Linked DNA regions of Homo sapiens: region 1 is linked to region 2. Evidence: read pairs that join two places in POLR2A ChIA-PET (ENCODE). Cell type or tissue: PC-9. All regions are shown on one strand. Links, peaks and the distances in the headings refer to the core of each region. The heading gives the core; the rest is flanking DNA.

Region 1 (7,290 bases), core at 829-5,828, 220 kb after region 2:
GCCGATAAATGTACATTTTCTTTTGGATGTCTACTAGACTTCTCAAGCTTAACATTTCCAAAAACGAACCCCTAATCTCCTCCCACAGACCTGTCCTACCCACGTCTTTGCCATTTCAGTTGATGACAGCTCCATCCTTCCAGTTACTCAGGGCAAAAACTGTAAGCGTCATCTTTGGCTTCTCTTATCTGTTGCACCCCACATCCAATCTGTCGGCAAGTCTTGTTGGTTTTCTCTTTAGAAAATGTCTGGAATTCAACTGTTTTTCATCACTTTCATTATATGCCCTGCTCTGAGTCATCATTATCTCTCCTGCCTATGTTGCTGCAATAATATCCTAAATGCTCTCCCCCTATTTCTCCCTGTCTCCTGACAGTCTGTTCTTAACATAGCAGCCAGGCTGCTCCTCCTAAAACATAAAAATGGATCACATCACTCCTCTGCCCAAACCCTGCAAAGACCCATTTCAGCTGGAATAAAATGCACAATCCTCACAGAGGCCAACAAGACCCTTTGTGTTTGGCCCCTGGTTCCCCATGCCCTCTTCTTCCACTCCTCCAACAGCCTGCGCCAGTCCCCAGCGTCCTTGCTGTGCTATGAAGACAGTGGATGCTCCTGCCTCAGGGCCTTGGCTGTTCCTTCAGCCTGAAGTGTGCATCTCCGTGACTTCTGCGTAGCTGACTTCTTTACCAACTTCAAGTCCTGAATGCGGCCTACCTTGGCACCATATTTAAAACAGTACTCCCCACACTCAGGGTCCACACACAACCTGCTCACTTTAACTTTTTCCACAGCGTTTACCATCTTCTAAGGTACCACCCACTTTCCTTCTGTCAATTGTTTATTGTCTGTCTCCCCTTCTAGAATGTAAGCCTCATGAAGATAGGGATCCCTTTGTAGTCCACTGATGTATCCCCAACACCAGACCAGAGCCTGGCACATAGTAGGAGCTCACTGAAACTGGGCCATCAATCTATTTAATTCATTTATTGTTGCACACTGAAGTTGTGAGAGAGGAAAAACCAACCTGTTTTTCCTACTCACACTCAACACAATGCTTTCCCTGACACTCATTGTGTAAGAGATGGGGTCTCACTATGTTGCCCAGGCTGGTCTCAAACTCCTGGGCTCAAGCGATCTTCCTGCCTCAGCCACCTGAGTAGCTGGGATTCCAGGCACGTGCCACTATGCCCAACTCAATGCTTCCCTTCTGACACCACACGCTGTGGGGGTGGGGGTTCCCCATAAATCCTCCAGCAGACACCAATTGGGTATCAACTCAGTTCTGACACTATCTACCCAGAGGAAGCATCAGGTCCTGCAGGTGAAGGGTTCAGTCCCGTAAGACTGCTCCCACTTCAGACGCCAGAAGTCCCAGGTTGTGTCCTGTACTTCCAACCAACTGGCTATAAATCAAAGGGTCCCATGACCCTCCTTGGGTTCAACTAACTTGCTCGAGCTGCTCACAGAACTCAGGGGAACATTCCTTATGGTTACTCATTAGGTATAAGGGATATTACAAAGGAGACAGATGATCAGCCAGAAGGAAGAGAGGTACATGGTAAGGTATATGGAAGGGTGGGAGCATCCTGCCCTCCCAGGGCTCACCACCCTCCAGGCACCTCCATGTGTTCAGCCACCTGGGAACTCTCAAACCCAGTAGTTCAGGGATTAAATATATATATATGTTCATTTTTTTTGCCAGTAAATGTGAGGCTAGGACACCCCAGGTGAGGCTCCTTACTCAAACGCCTCTCCCATACGGGAGGATGCCTGGGCCCTCTACTGTAGGCTTGGCTGAGGGGAGGTGGTGTAGACTGAGCCCACCCCCCAGGAAACCGAGCCAGAGTTCAGGGATTTTTATGAAGGCTTCATCATACAGGCGTGATCAATTATTAACTCAATCTCCAGCCCCTCTCCTCTTTCTGGAGGATGAGGGTGAAACTTTCAAACTTCTAATCATGGTTTGTTTTTTCTGGTGACCAGCTCCCACACAGGGGCCCACTAAGAGTCGCCTCAATAGAACAAAAGATGCTCCCATCCTGCAGGAAATTCCAAGGATTAGGTGCTCCATCTCAGGAATCAGAGTCAAAGATCAAATACGAGAGCAAAAGATTATCTTAGCACCCCTATTGATCAGGCAATCTCAAGGGTGTTAGGAGATCTGTGCCAGGAACTGGGAACAAACACCAAAATATACATATATTTCTTATTATAAAGCACAATATTAAAGTTGCTTTTAGCCTAATTCTTAACATTATAAGGAATGCTGACGGGCATCCTTGTACATCTTTGTACATACATCTTTGTGCATACATCTTTGTGCTCTTGTGCGCTTATTTTCTAATTAGTAAATTCCTAAAATGAAATTGCTGAGTAAATGGCAGGGATCCCAAACTTAATGTTTTAAAACTGCTGAGCAGACTAAACCAAGCTCTCTGTAGGCTACCTGACTTTGACTGTTGCAGTCTCTCAAGGGCAGGAAAGGAGGAGCCTTAGGAATTGTATAGTCCGCTTCCCTCATTTTACAGATACAGAGAGAGGTTCAGAGAGGTAAAGTGACTTTTTCCAGGTTGCAGAGCTGACAGAATTGCAGAACAAGAATCCAAATTGGATTCTTGGCTCTTCTCTAGAGCCAAGTACAGTATACTATATCACACTGCAGTCATTAAAAATAACTATGGAACAATGTCAATAAATGGAAGCATACAGAGAATTATATGAGCAGAAGAAAGAAAAAGAATAAAGCAGGCACATACATTGGGAGATTTGGTCATTCGTAAAGACAGAAGAGACATCACCTAGGGAGGTCAACTGGCTACAAGACAAAGGCCCAAGGGAGGGATTATCACTTCTTGAGTGCCTTCTTTAGCACACCTAGAGCTTTATATACATTATACTTTTCATACTCACAATCATTCTGCAAGGTAAGTATTGCTATCTTTATGGCTAAGGAAACTGAAGCTGGGGGAGGGTGAGGCATCATGGTTTGTGTGCAGTGGAACCAGGATCTGAATCTAGTTCTAGCTGACCACAAAGCCTGGACTTCTTACTGCCTCCAATGACCAGTTCTGCCCCAGGTTCTGAACATTAGAGGGATCAATTTCTCAGTGACTGACTCACCCTAAATGACCTTACCAGGGATTGCTATATAGATTGAATGCCAATTTATGAACTGATCCTGGGAAATATGCCTTTCTAGTAACTGTGCCATTCAGTATACGTTATACCAGACCGAGCGCACACAGAAACCTGAATTAGAAACTGAAAAGTTGGCTGGGCACGGTGATTCATGCCTGTAATACCAGTGCTTTGGGAGGCTGAGGCGGGAGGATCGCTTGTGACCAGGAGTTTAAGACCAGCCTTCACCATCTCTTTCGTATCTCCTGGAGTTTAAGACCAATCTTCACCATCTCTATTTTACCTATAAGAAAACTGAGACATGGAGAGGTGAAGTCCCAGGGTGACAGAGTTGGCAAGTGACGGTGATGGGATCTGAACCCAGGAAGTCTGGCTCTGGGATCTGTGACGATTAACGTGATGAGTCTAAAAAAAAGTTAGCTGGGCATGCCCGTGTGTGCCTCTAGTCCTAGCTACGTGGGAGGCTGTGGTTGGAGAAATAGAATAAAGAATGATAAATATTTGGTGTTTTACATTTGTGGTTTTTTTCTTTTCTTTTTTTTTTGAGACGGAGTCTCATTCTGTCGCCCAGGCCAGACTGCAGTGGCGCAATCTCAGCTCACTGCAACCTCTGCCTCCCTGGTGCAAGCAATTCTCCTGTCTCAGCCTCCCCAGTAGCTGGGATTACAGGCACACACCACCATGCCCAGTTAATTTTTGTATTTTTAGTAGAGACAGGATTTTACCACATTGGTCAGGCTGGTCTCGAACTCCTAACCTCAGGTGATCCACCCGCCTTGGCCTCCCAAAGTGCTGGGATTACAGGCATGAGCCAACATGCCCGGCCACTTTATTTTATTTTTTGAGACAGAGTTTTGCTCTGTTGCCCAGGCTGGAGTGCGGTGACTCGATCTTGGCTCACTGCAACCTCCACTCCTGGGTTCAAGCAATTCTCCTGCCTCAGCCTCCTGAGCAGCTGAGATTACAGGCACGCACCACCACGCCTGGCTAATTTTTGTATTTTCAGCACAGACGGGATTTCACCATGTTGGCCAGGCTGGTCTCAAACTCCTGACCTCAAGTGATCTGTGCACCTCAGCCTATCGAAGTGCTGTGATTACAGGCGTGAGCCACCATGCCTGGCCAATTTGTGGTATTTTTCTTCCCGAAAAGATATTTAAAGACAGGTACAATGGCAGGCACCTCTAATCTCAGCTACTTGGGAGGCTGAGGCAGCAGGACTGCTTAAGCCCACGAGGTTGAGGTTGCAGTGAGCCATGATTATGCTATTACACCCTGGCCTGGGTGACAGAATGATGTCTCTTAAAAGAAAAAGAAAAAAAAAAGCCAGGCGTGGTGGCTCACACCTGTAATCCCAGCACTTTGGGAGACCGAGGTGGGCGGATCACGAGGTCAGGAGATCGAGACCATCCTGGCTAACACGGTGAAACCCCGTCTCTACTAAAAATACAAAAAAATTAGCCGGGCGTGGTGATGGGTGCCTGTAGTCCCAGCTACTAGGGAGGCTGAGGCAGGAGAACGGTGTGAACCTGGGAGGCGGAGCTTGCAGTGAGCAGAGATCGCACCACTGCACTCCAGCCTGGGCGACAGAGAGAGCCTCCGTCTCAAAAAAATAAAAAAAAAAAATAAAATAAAAAGGCATATGTGACTTATTTCAGAAACATTATTTGATGTTTATATAAATTGATGCTTCTGGCTAATCTGCACACCCTCGGGAATTAAAAATACTATACTGAGGCTGTGAGAGGGTCTTCCGTGCATTAGTAAACATCTGTCATACCCATAATTTGAGATGCCAAACAGCTCTCACTAAGCAATCCTAAACACATATCACACCCTTTAGGGAAGTTTTTTCCCCCCTCAGCTGCACATACACATTAATTTTCTCTCCACCTTTGAATAGGCCTTAGGGGATGGCACAGAGCCAACTGGAAGAACACGCCACTCGAATGTGGCTAAATACAAACATGCTGGTACACTAACCACAAGATGCAAAATAACGTGAAATGAAACAAAATCAAGAACACAGAGCTAAAGCAGAAAAATGCGTTATTTTTGCCAGTATTTAGGATGACTTTTTTTCTAGACAGTATGAGACTCTTATATACTTAGAAATCCTTAAAAGATAGGAATTAGTCTTTTTTTTGTTTTTCTGAGACAGAGTTTCGCTCACTGCCCAGGCTGGAATGCAATGGTGTGATCTCAGCTCACAGCAACCTCCAACTCCAGGGTTCAAGTGATTCTCCTGCCTCAGCCTCCCGAGTAGCTGGGATTACAGGCACGTGCCACTATGTCCAGCTAATTTTGTATTTTTACTAGAGACAGAGTTTCAGCATTTTGGCCAGGCTGGTCTCGAACTACTGACCTCAGGTGATCCGCCTGCCTTGGCCTCCCAAAGTGCTGGGGTTACAGGCATGAGCCACTGCGCCTGGCCAGGAATTAGTCTTCCTTTTTTTCTTTTTATTTTTTTTTCTTGAGACAGAGTCTCGCTCTGTCACCCAGGCTGGAGTGCAGTGGCACGATCTTGGCTCACTGCAACCTCTGCTTCCCGGGTTCAAGCGATTCTCCTGCCTCAGCCTCCGGAGTAGCTGGGACTACAGGCACCCGCCACCACTCCTGGCTGATTTTTGTATTTTTAGTACAGATGGGGTTTCACCATGTTGGCCAGGCTGGTCTCGAACTCCTGACCTTGTGATCCACCTGCCTCAGCCTCCCAAAGTGTTGGGATTACAGGTATGAGCCACCGTGCCCAGCAGTCTCTCTTTTTAAACAGGAAGTCATGGTGAATAAATTGCCAAACCCAGGTAATCACTGCCTGATCATCCAAATTGAGTTTCCCTAAAATGATATTTGATTTCAAGATGCTCAACTTCTGGGCCACGCTGGTAGCTCTGCCTGCACCTTCCAGCAAGCACTAAATGTGCTGAGATGATTGAGGTATGTTTCTTATGTGAGTTTCCTGGGCACAAGGACCATGATTTACTTATTTCTGAAGCAGTACGCGCGCAGTGTTTAAGACGGTCAGACTCCTGGGTCCAACCCAATACTGATGCTTATGGGTAGTGTAATAATGAATTAGTTCCTTAACCTTCAATGCCTTAGTTCCCTCACCTGTAAAATAGAGATAATAATAGTCTCTCCTTCATTGAGTTGCTCTGGGGACAAAAATAATGCACAGAAAGCATTTACCACAATGCAAGGGAACTGAAATGTTCAATAAAAATTATTATTATTATATATCCTTTAGTGTCTAATACAGTAATTGGAACATGAAAGTTGACTGAGAAAAAAGTTTCAAACGAAGGTATCTGTTTCATGGGCAAGGAGTTAGAAAATACAGAAGGAATTTCTTGTCATCTTTGTCTACTCCTTCAGTAAAACATTATTCTGTGCTTGCAAATGTGAGGTCAGTGTTAATTCTCTGTGTATATATTTTCTCTTCAACCAAATGGTGAACTCAAGGTCAGGGATGGTGCTAGTTCTGGGCCCTCTTCCACAGCACACTTCTCTTTAAACACTGGATGCTTTTACACACTAGTTTTTACCAGTGTGTGACTGAAGATTCCTTAGCTGACTTCCAACCCCCTTCAAGGCTCAGCTCACAATAAGTAAAAAATTGGTGCTTCGGAGTCACAGAGTTGAAGAAAGCAGACTAATACATTTAAGAAAGATTTTCAAAAAGGGTTTATAGAATAGGCAATTTAAAAAACCTGCTTTGGGGCCAGGCATGGTGGCTCCCACCTGACATCCCAGTACTGTGGGAGGCCGAGGCAGGCAGATCACTTGAGGTCAGGAGTTTGAAGCCGGCCTGGCCAACGTGGTGAAACCCTGTCTCTACTAAAAATACAAAAATTAGCTGGGCGTGATGGTGGGTGCCTGTAATCCCAACTACTCGGGAGGTTGAGGCAGGAGAATCACTTGAACCCGGGAGGTGGAGGTTGCAGTGAGCCGAGATCACACCACTGTACTCCAGCCTGGGCAACAGAGCAAGACTCCATCTTGAAAAAAAAAAAGTCATCTATATAAATATCTTTCAGTGAATAAAATTATCTTACCCAATTCTTCCAGTTCTTGAATGACTTCTTTCCACACAGGCTCGATATGAATGCAGCTAAAGCACCAATCGGAGGTGATCTTGATGAGGTAGGG
Region 2 (7,290 bases), core at 1,461-6,460:
ACAGAATCTTGCTCTGTGGCCGAGGCTGGAGTGCAGTGGCGCAATCTCAGCTCACTGAAACCTCCACCTCCCAGGTTCAAGCGATTGTCCTGCCTCAGCCTCCTGAGTAGCTGGGACCACAGGCACACGCCACCACCCCTGGCTAATTTTTGTATTTTTGGTAGAGACAGGGTTTCACCATGTTGACCAGGCTGGTCTCAAACTCCTGACCTCAAGTGATCCGCCCTCCTCGGCCTCCCAGAGTGCTGGGATTACAGGCTTGAGCCACTACACCCGGCTTAAGCTTTGTTATTTATTTATTTATTTTGAGACAGAGTCTCATTCTGTGGCCCAGGCTGCGCAGTGGTGCGATCTCGGCTCACTGCAACCTCCGCCTCCTGGGTTCAAGCGATTCTCGTGCCTCAGCCGCCGAATAGCTGGGATTACAGGCGCGCGCCACCACACCCGGCTAATTTTTGTATTTTTAGTAGAGACGGGGTTTCACCACGTTGGCCAGGCTGGTCTCCAACTCCTGACTTCAGGTAATCCGCCCGCCTCGGCCTCCCAAAGTGCTGGGATTACAGGCGTGAGCCACCGCTCCCGGCCAGCTTTGTTCTTTAATGACCGGATAAAGCAGTCTACCTTTGGGTACGGAATTAAATTTAGGCAGAAGTGGCGGGGTGTGCCCCAACCCCTCCCACCCTGCAACTTAGGGGAGGGGTTCCCTCAACCTCTTTCCCACCCCAGGGAAACAGAGGAGGTAGAGAGCTGGGTTCACACGCGGCCCCACTTCTTTCCTGCGGGGTGACCCCGAATAGGTCACAGAAACTCTCTGGCCTCGTTTTTTCATAAAGTGAGAATGAGTGTGTCCCTAGGGCGGCTGAGAGGATATATAAGGAAAGAAGACTCAGGGTCTAGGCCCTTGGAAGGTGCAAAGAGAAGGACAGCTGGTTAGGCAGCAGCTGAGAGGGAGAAGCAGCCCGGGGGCTGGGCTCGGCTGGGGGTGCCTCCAGGACCCGGACAGAACCTACAGCGTCATTAAGAGCAGGAATCTGGGCGCGGCCCCAGCCTCTCCCCGGGGTCCTCAGGCTTGGGTGGGAGGTGAGGGGTAGGGGCCGACGCCAAGATCATCCCAGGGCACACACCTGGGTATCGCCCATCTCCACACCTTCTCAGCCCCCGACGGGCGCGTGAGGCCCAGAGAGGAGCAGCCCCGGGACCCGTCCCTCCCCTTGCCTGACCCTGGCTAGGAAAAGGGGCCTGGAGCGCCCCCGGGCTCCGGAAACGCGGGACCCTCCGCAGGCAGCCGAGCAGGGCGGCCGCCGGGGTCACCGCTGGGCGCCGCCGGAGCTTTAATTCGATCCATGTGCGGGACTCCGGCCTTTTGTGCGGGAGCTTCCGCCCTGCGCGCCGGGTCCCCGGCTCCCGCTCCCGGGCTGGGACTCGGCCCTCCGCCGGCCTCACTGAGCCCTCGCCCCGGACCTGCCGACTCCCCGACTCCGGGGAGAGAGACCAAGAGACTGGGACGCAAAGGGCGTGAGGACCGCACCCCCCACCCGCAGGCCCCTCCAGGGGCGCCGCGCCGGGGGTCCCGGCTGGCGACCGAGCAGGCTCCGGCCGAGCACTGCCGGCGCTGTCACCTGTGTGCACCGGGGACAGGGACGGAGGGACGCGACCCCCACCCACCCGGCCCGCTTACCTGGGCCGCCCGCGCCCCGGCGGCTCCGATCCGACGCCCGAGCCAGCGGAGCCCGGAGCCGCTGGGCCTCCCGTCCCCTCCGCCCGTCCGCCCTCCCCGCCCCCTCGGCTCCCTCCGCCCCGCCGCCCCGCGCCGCTTTACCATAAAAGGTGAGGCTCGGGGGGAGGGGGCGCGGGATTCCCGCCCCGCGGAAGCGGCCCCTACCTGCCCCCCAACCTGCCCGGCCGCGCCCCGCGCCGCCCCTTCCCCCTCCCTTTGTTCCCTGGACGACGCCTCCCCTCCCCCTTGGCACAGGCCAGGGGGTGGGAATGGGGGGGAATGGGGATGGGGGCGATGGGGGAATGGGAGGGATGGGGAGTGGGGGTAGGAGAATGGGGAGTCGGGGTGGGTTTCCTTCCCTCCCCGCTGCCCATCCCCTCGCGTTCTTCATGGACCCCGAGTGGTCCCTGCCGTCCCCCTTCCCTCGCTCTCCTGGGTTGGCAACCCCACCTACCCTGTCCGGCGGAGGTGAGCGCTTACTTTGGCTCTGGGATCCGCCAGGGTCTTGCGTCAAACCGACCAGGGTTCTGCGGCCGTTTACTAAGCGTGAGACCCGGAGCAGTCACGCCACCTCCTGAGCCTCAGTGTCTTCATCTGTAAAGTGGAGGTAGCCACTGCCTACCTCTCCAGGTTGGCCTGAGGATAAAAGGTGACAGTTACAGCCAGGACTGTGATTAATAGTGGTTAATATATGCTGGGTTGGGGGCTTTTTCCGGGAGTGTTCCTGAGGGTGGGGGTCTCGGAGACCCCCAGTGGAGCAGGTCACCTTGTTCTGCTCTCCTGAGCGGTAAGCCCTCTGCAGGTGGGTCCCGGTGTCCCGGGGGACAGGCCGCTCCAGGAGCTCTGGAAGGCAGGGCCCGGCTGGCCCTGTGGCTGAACCCCTCCCTCCACATCCAGTGACCCTCCCCCTCCCAGCTGGAGCAATTAGGACGGGAGCGGGAGGGGAGGCAGAGCCTGGACTCTGGGGCCCGGGATGGGGCCGGGATGGACTGCCTGGGTCCCTGGAGGCCTCAGGGACATTGTGGGGAAAGGAATCTGGGTCTGATTCAGAGGCAGACAGATTGTTCTTTTGATTAAAGCCACAGTGGCTGAGGCTTGAGGAGCGCTGGACCCAGCGCCATCTGCGGGGTGGCCAGACAGGATCTGGCCCGTCCTGCAACCCCTCAGCTACAGTCACCCCTCCAGGGTGGCTCTGGGGCTGTTTCTGAGGGAGGCTGGTTTATGAGGGTCAGAGGAGGCTGCCTCCGCCCTCACCCACTGATCATCGCCCCTCCCATCCCTCTTGTCGCCCCTTTTCCCATTTGATCCTCTCAGCCAAGCTGCAGTAACAGCAGCAGTCCCAGGAGCTGCCATTGATAGGGGCTTTCTAGGTGCTGGTACCCATCCTCATCCCCATCCTAATCCCACAAGAGCCATGAGCACCAGGGCTGATGATTCCTGTTCACGGTCAAGGACACTGAGGCCCCGAGAGGCTCAAGGCCACACTAGGGGCAAATGGCAGAGCCAAATTCAAACCAGAGCCGCTGTGTCCCTGGGCACACAGCTCTGCTAGTCTCAAGAACAGGTACCAGTGCCATCCTTTACAGAATCGGAAGCTGGGGCTTGGAGGTGCTGAGAGTTCTGTGCAGCAGGGCGAGGCTGGGACTCAAGGCTGTCTGAGTCCCTGCTCGGCTCATTCCTGGCTTGGCAGTGATATCCTGCCCCTGCCCCCCAAAACTCCAGCTTTGCAGCACCCTTTGGAGGAGACTTCCCCATACCCTCTGAACGACAGAGACGGGAAGGACTCAAAGGAGGAAGGTGCGATCTGGGGGTTTTCAGGCGCTTTTGGCTGTAGAACCCCTTTGCAAATGCTTAGTGACCCAGAAGTTTATTTAAGAGATAAAAGTGGAGCTGCCTGCCCTCACCTCCATGACAGCCCCTGAACCACCTGTTGCACCCCCAGGTGGGATAGTGAGGCAACGAAGAGTTGATTTGGGGCCTTGTTCAAGGTCACACTGACTTAGTCTAGGACCCAGGCTTCCCACATTTGCTCTGGGACAGTCCAAGGGGAATGAGGGGTTCAACTGCCTCTGCTTACCTGCCTCCAGCACCCCAGGCCACCTGTTCCACCGCCACCACTGCTCCCGGATGGAGGGATTCGTCCTGGCCCGCAGCAGCTCGGGTGTCGATGTCACCGATCGGCAGGTGCCAAACTTCCTGCAACGGAAACCCAGGAAGTGCGCTGGATGAGAACACACGCCCTTTGTCTGCCAGCTCAGAGGCTCTGCTGCCCTCCGCCCTCCCTGCCAGGCTCACAACGGCTTTCTTCTCCCTTAGATGGCTCCAGCAGGCAAGGGGCTCAATCTTCTATTAGGATGGTGGCAGCTGAGACCCTGAGTGGCAGGGAAGGGGTGGAAGAGAGGTTTGAGGGCAAGTCTGCTTGCCGGGGCGGGGGTGGCACCTCCACAGTGGAGAGCTTTGACTGAGCAGACACTGACCGGGCACCTACTGTGTGCAATGCATGAGTCAAGGAGCCGACGGGATCAAATCAGACATGATCAGTCCTTGTCCCCACAGTCCTTACAGGGAGATTGGGTAGAGCAAACCATAAAGCAAATTAACATAACAATAACCAATAGTAAAAGGTGCTATGAAGGAATGGACAAGGGGTCTGAGACAAAAGGGGGTGGGGTGGGTGTGGGGTGTGGGGTGTGGGGGGAAATCCTCTCTGAGGAGGTGAGGGTTAAGCTGAGATGGGGAGGAGCCAGTGTGAGAATAGGGACGAATATTCCCAGGGAAAGGGGGCAGAAGGGAAAACATGGGCTTTAAAGGTCAGAGGTCAGCTTGGCAGACAGCCTCAGAAGCCCCTTGGGCCTCCCAGCTCCTTCCTCCATCCTCCATCTTCCACCCTACCTGCTTGGAGTCAGGTCAGTCCAATGCTTATTTCCTGGGCGCTGCTGTGTGTGGGGCCCTGTGCTAGGCAGGGCGGGGAGAGGAGCAGCATAGAGAAAAGGGAGCTCCCCCATGGTGGCCGGGTCAGATGGGGACACAGATACAGCTGTGAGTAACATCAGTATCTGGGAGTGATTCCAGCTCTGCCACTTGCCAGCCTTGGGCAAATCACTTCTCTCTGGGCCTCAGTTTCCTCTTGCAACCGAGGGGTTGCCAACCCAGGTTTGTCCCTTGTGGCTTCATAGCAAGAATCTGGTGGGGTAAATGTGGGTAAAAATACCTGATGCTCAGTAGGTGTTCAGAGATGAGTTCCTTTGCTCTCCCTACCACATGAAGGATAGAAGTTTTAGTAAGAGGGACAAAGTTCTGAAGGGAAGGGAAGGACGTGACTTTGTCCTGCAAGAGAATCCAAGGAACATCCATGGCTCCTGATAGCCAGCACTACTTTCCCTGATTCTGATAACAGCACTCAGTTTCTGTTTGGGGAACCTCTCTTCCACTCTCAGTGCCTGGTGTATACATGACCCATGTCCAGCCAATCATAGTGGCTGTTAGTTCTAAGATCAGCTCTCTGGGCTTGTTGGCTGGCAGAATACAAGCTTGACACCACTTTTGCCCCCCACTTGGACCACCACAGAGGACAGCAGAGCAAAGAGATAGGAAAGAAAGATAACTGATTTCATCAGCTGCTGGATCCAGCCATACCTGCAATCCTACTACCAGACCTCCAGAGTCAATGCATTTTTTTCCCTTACTTTTTATTTTTTATTCTTTTGAGACAGTCTTGCTCTGTCGCCCAGACTGGAGTACAACTATGGGCTCCCTTACTTTTTCTTTTTTCTTTTCTTTCTTTCTTTCTTTTTTTTTTTTTTTTTTTTTTTTGTTTTTTGAGACAGAGTTTTGCTCTGTCACCCAGGCTGGAGTACAGTGGCACGATCTCGGCTCACTGCAACCTCTGCCTCCCAGGTTCACGCCATTCTCCTGCCTCAGCCTCCCCAGCAGCTGGGACTACAGGCGCACGCCACCATGCCCGGCTAATTTTTTGTATTTTTTTTTTAGTAGAGACGGGGTTTCACTGTGTTAGCCAGGATGGTCTTGATCTCCTGACCTCGTGATCTGCCTGCCTTGGCCTCCCAAAGTGCTGGGATTACAGGCATGAGCCACCGTGCCCGGTCCTTACTTTTTCTTAAACCAGTTAAAATTGTATTTCTGCAGTTATTTGTTGCGCTTTTTTTCCTTGTTCTAAATAAATAGTCAGTCATGAGGCTGGGTGCAGTGGCTCACACCTATAATCACAGCACTTTGGGAGGCCGAGGCGGGCGGATCATTTGAGTTCAGGAATTTGAGACCAGCCTGGCCAACATGGCAAAACCCTGTCTCTACTAAAAATACAAAAATTAGCCGGGCGTGGTGGCAGGTGCCTGTAATCCCGGGTACTCAGCAGGCTAAGGCAGGAGAATTGCTTGAACCTGGGAGGCAGAGGTTGCAGTGAGCTGAGATCGCACCACTGCACTCCAGCCTGGGTGACAAGAGCAAAACTCTGTCTCAAAAAAAAAAAAAAAATAGCTCTGCGTGGTGGCGGGCGCCTGTAATCCCAGCTACTCGGGAGGCTGAGGCAAGAGAATTGCTTGAACCCTGGAGGCAGAGGTTGCAGTGAGCCAAGATCGTGCCACTACACTCCAGCCTAGACAACAGAGCAAGACTCCGCCAAAAAAGAAAAAAGGAAAAAAAGCCAAGTGGGAATCGACCAGGCCACAGCTAGAGCCACATGGTGTCCACTCTCAGGCTCCAATCCTGTGTCCCACTGCCTCACCCAGGCAAAGCCCAGCTTCCCAAGACCTGGCTGTGACAATATTGTCTCCGCGTTAATCCCGCTCTGGTTTAGGGGCCTGAACTGGCTCTGACCAGGCGTGCTGGTTCCCACGGCCAGACCGTCCACTCAGCGAATCAGCACAGGCTCCAGGGTGAGGGGGTGAGAAGTGTGGGAGAGGCCAAGGAGGGGCCTGAGGCTCAGCAGACTGAGGGGGCCCCTCCTCGCCCTAGGCCTTGCTAGTCAGGGCCCTTCTGCCCCTTATTTGGGAGGGTCCTTGAGCTAGCCCCAAACCCTCACTGATCCCAGCCCCCTCCTTGAGCCCCCATCCCACTGGGACCCTCTACTCCCAGCAGCATCTATCCCAGCATCTGCCCTTGCTGATCTATCTCCGCACCCTCAAGCCCTGAGCCTCCTCCTTACTAAAGCACAATGTGGCCTGGAACCTGCCATTGCCCCTGTGGGTCTCGCCCTCTTCTCTCTTAGCCAGAGGTGGGCTTATTGTGAAGTTAATAAAACTTATGCTCATGGCCTCACTTCCATGGCCCCTGTGAAGGCTGGGAGTTGCTGGGAGTTACAGAGTGTTCTAGACAAGGAGAGAAGCTGGTTTCACTCAGGAAGCATGTCCATGAAGAACGCCTAGCAAACTGTCCAGGGAGACATCAGAAGAAGGACCCAAATCTCCAAGTCTCCAGTCATTTGTTGTGCTTTTTCTCTTTGTTCTAAATAGTCACTTTTGGCCAGGAACAGTGGCTCAGGCCTGTAATCCCAGCACTTTGGGAAGCTGAGGCAGGCAGATCACCTGACGTCAGGAGTTCGAGACCAGCCTGGC

The links. Peaks named below come from ENCODE experiments on the same cell type or tissue, not always from the same donor. Only the 100,000 strongest peaks of a DNase experiment are listed, where the experiment ranks them.
Region 1: POLR2A ChIA-PET joins it to region 2 with 6 read pairs; 4 of 35 experiments call an interaction of 5 or more read pairs at or near these places.

The regions. Positions count from the first base shown.
Region 1 is chr1:15,536,721-15,544,010 of GRCh38, reverse strand. DNAJC16 (DnaJ heat shock protein family (Hsp40) member C16) reads right to left here. Exons shown (of 15, transcript NM_015291.4): 4 at 7,197-7,290. It also overlaps SCARNA21B. Among named protein-coding and RNA genes, the nearest start is that of DNAJC16, 14 kb to the right of the region's middle. In PC-9, for the core only: no CTCF peak of the experiment used is centred there; no DNase peak of the experiment used is centred there.
Region 2 is chr1:15,753,237-15,760,526 of GRCh38, reverse strand. FBLIM1 (filamin binding LIM protein 1) reads right to left here and starts at 1,732. Exons shown (of 9, transcript NM_017556.4): 1 at 1,679-1,732. RefSeq lists enhancers at 3,600-4,379, 6,122-6,621, 6,622-7,123. In PC-9, for the core only: no CTCF peak of the experiment used is centred there; no DNase peak of the experiment used is centred there; H3K4me3 peaks cover 811 bases.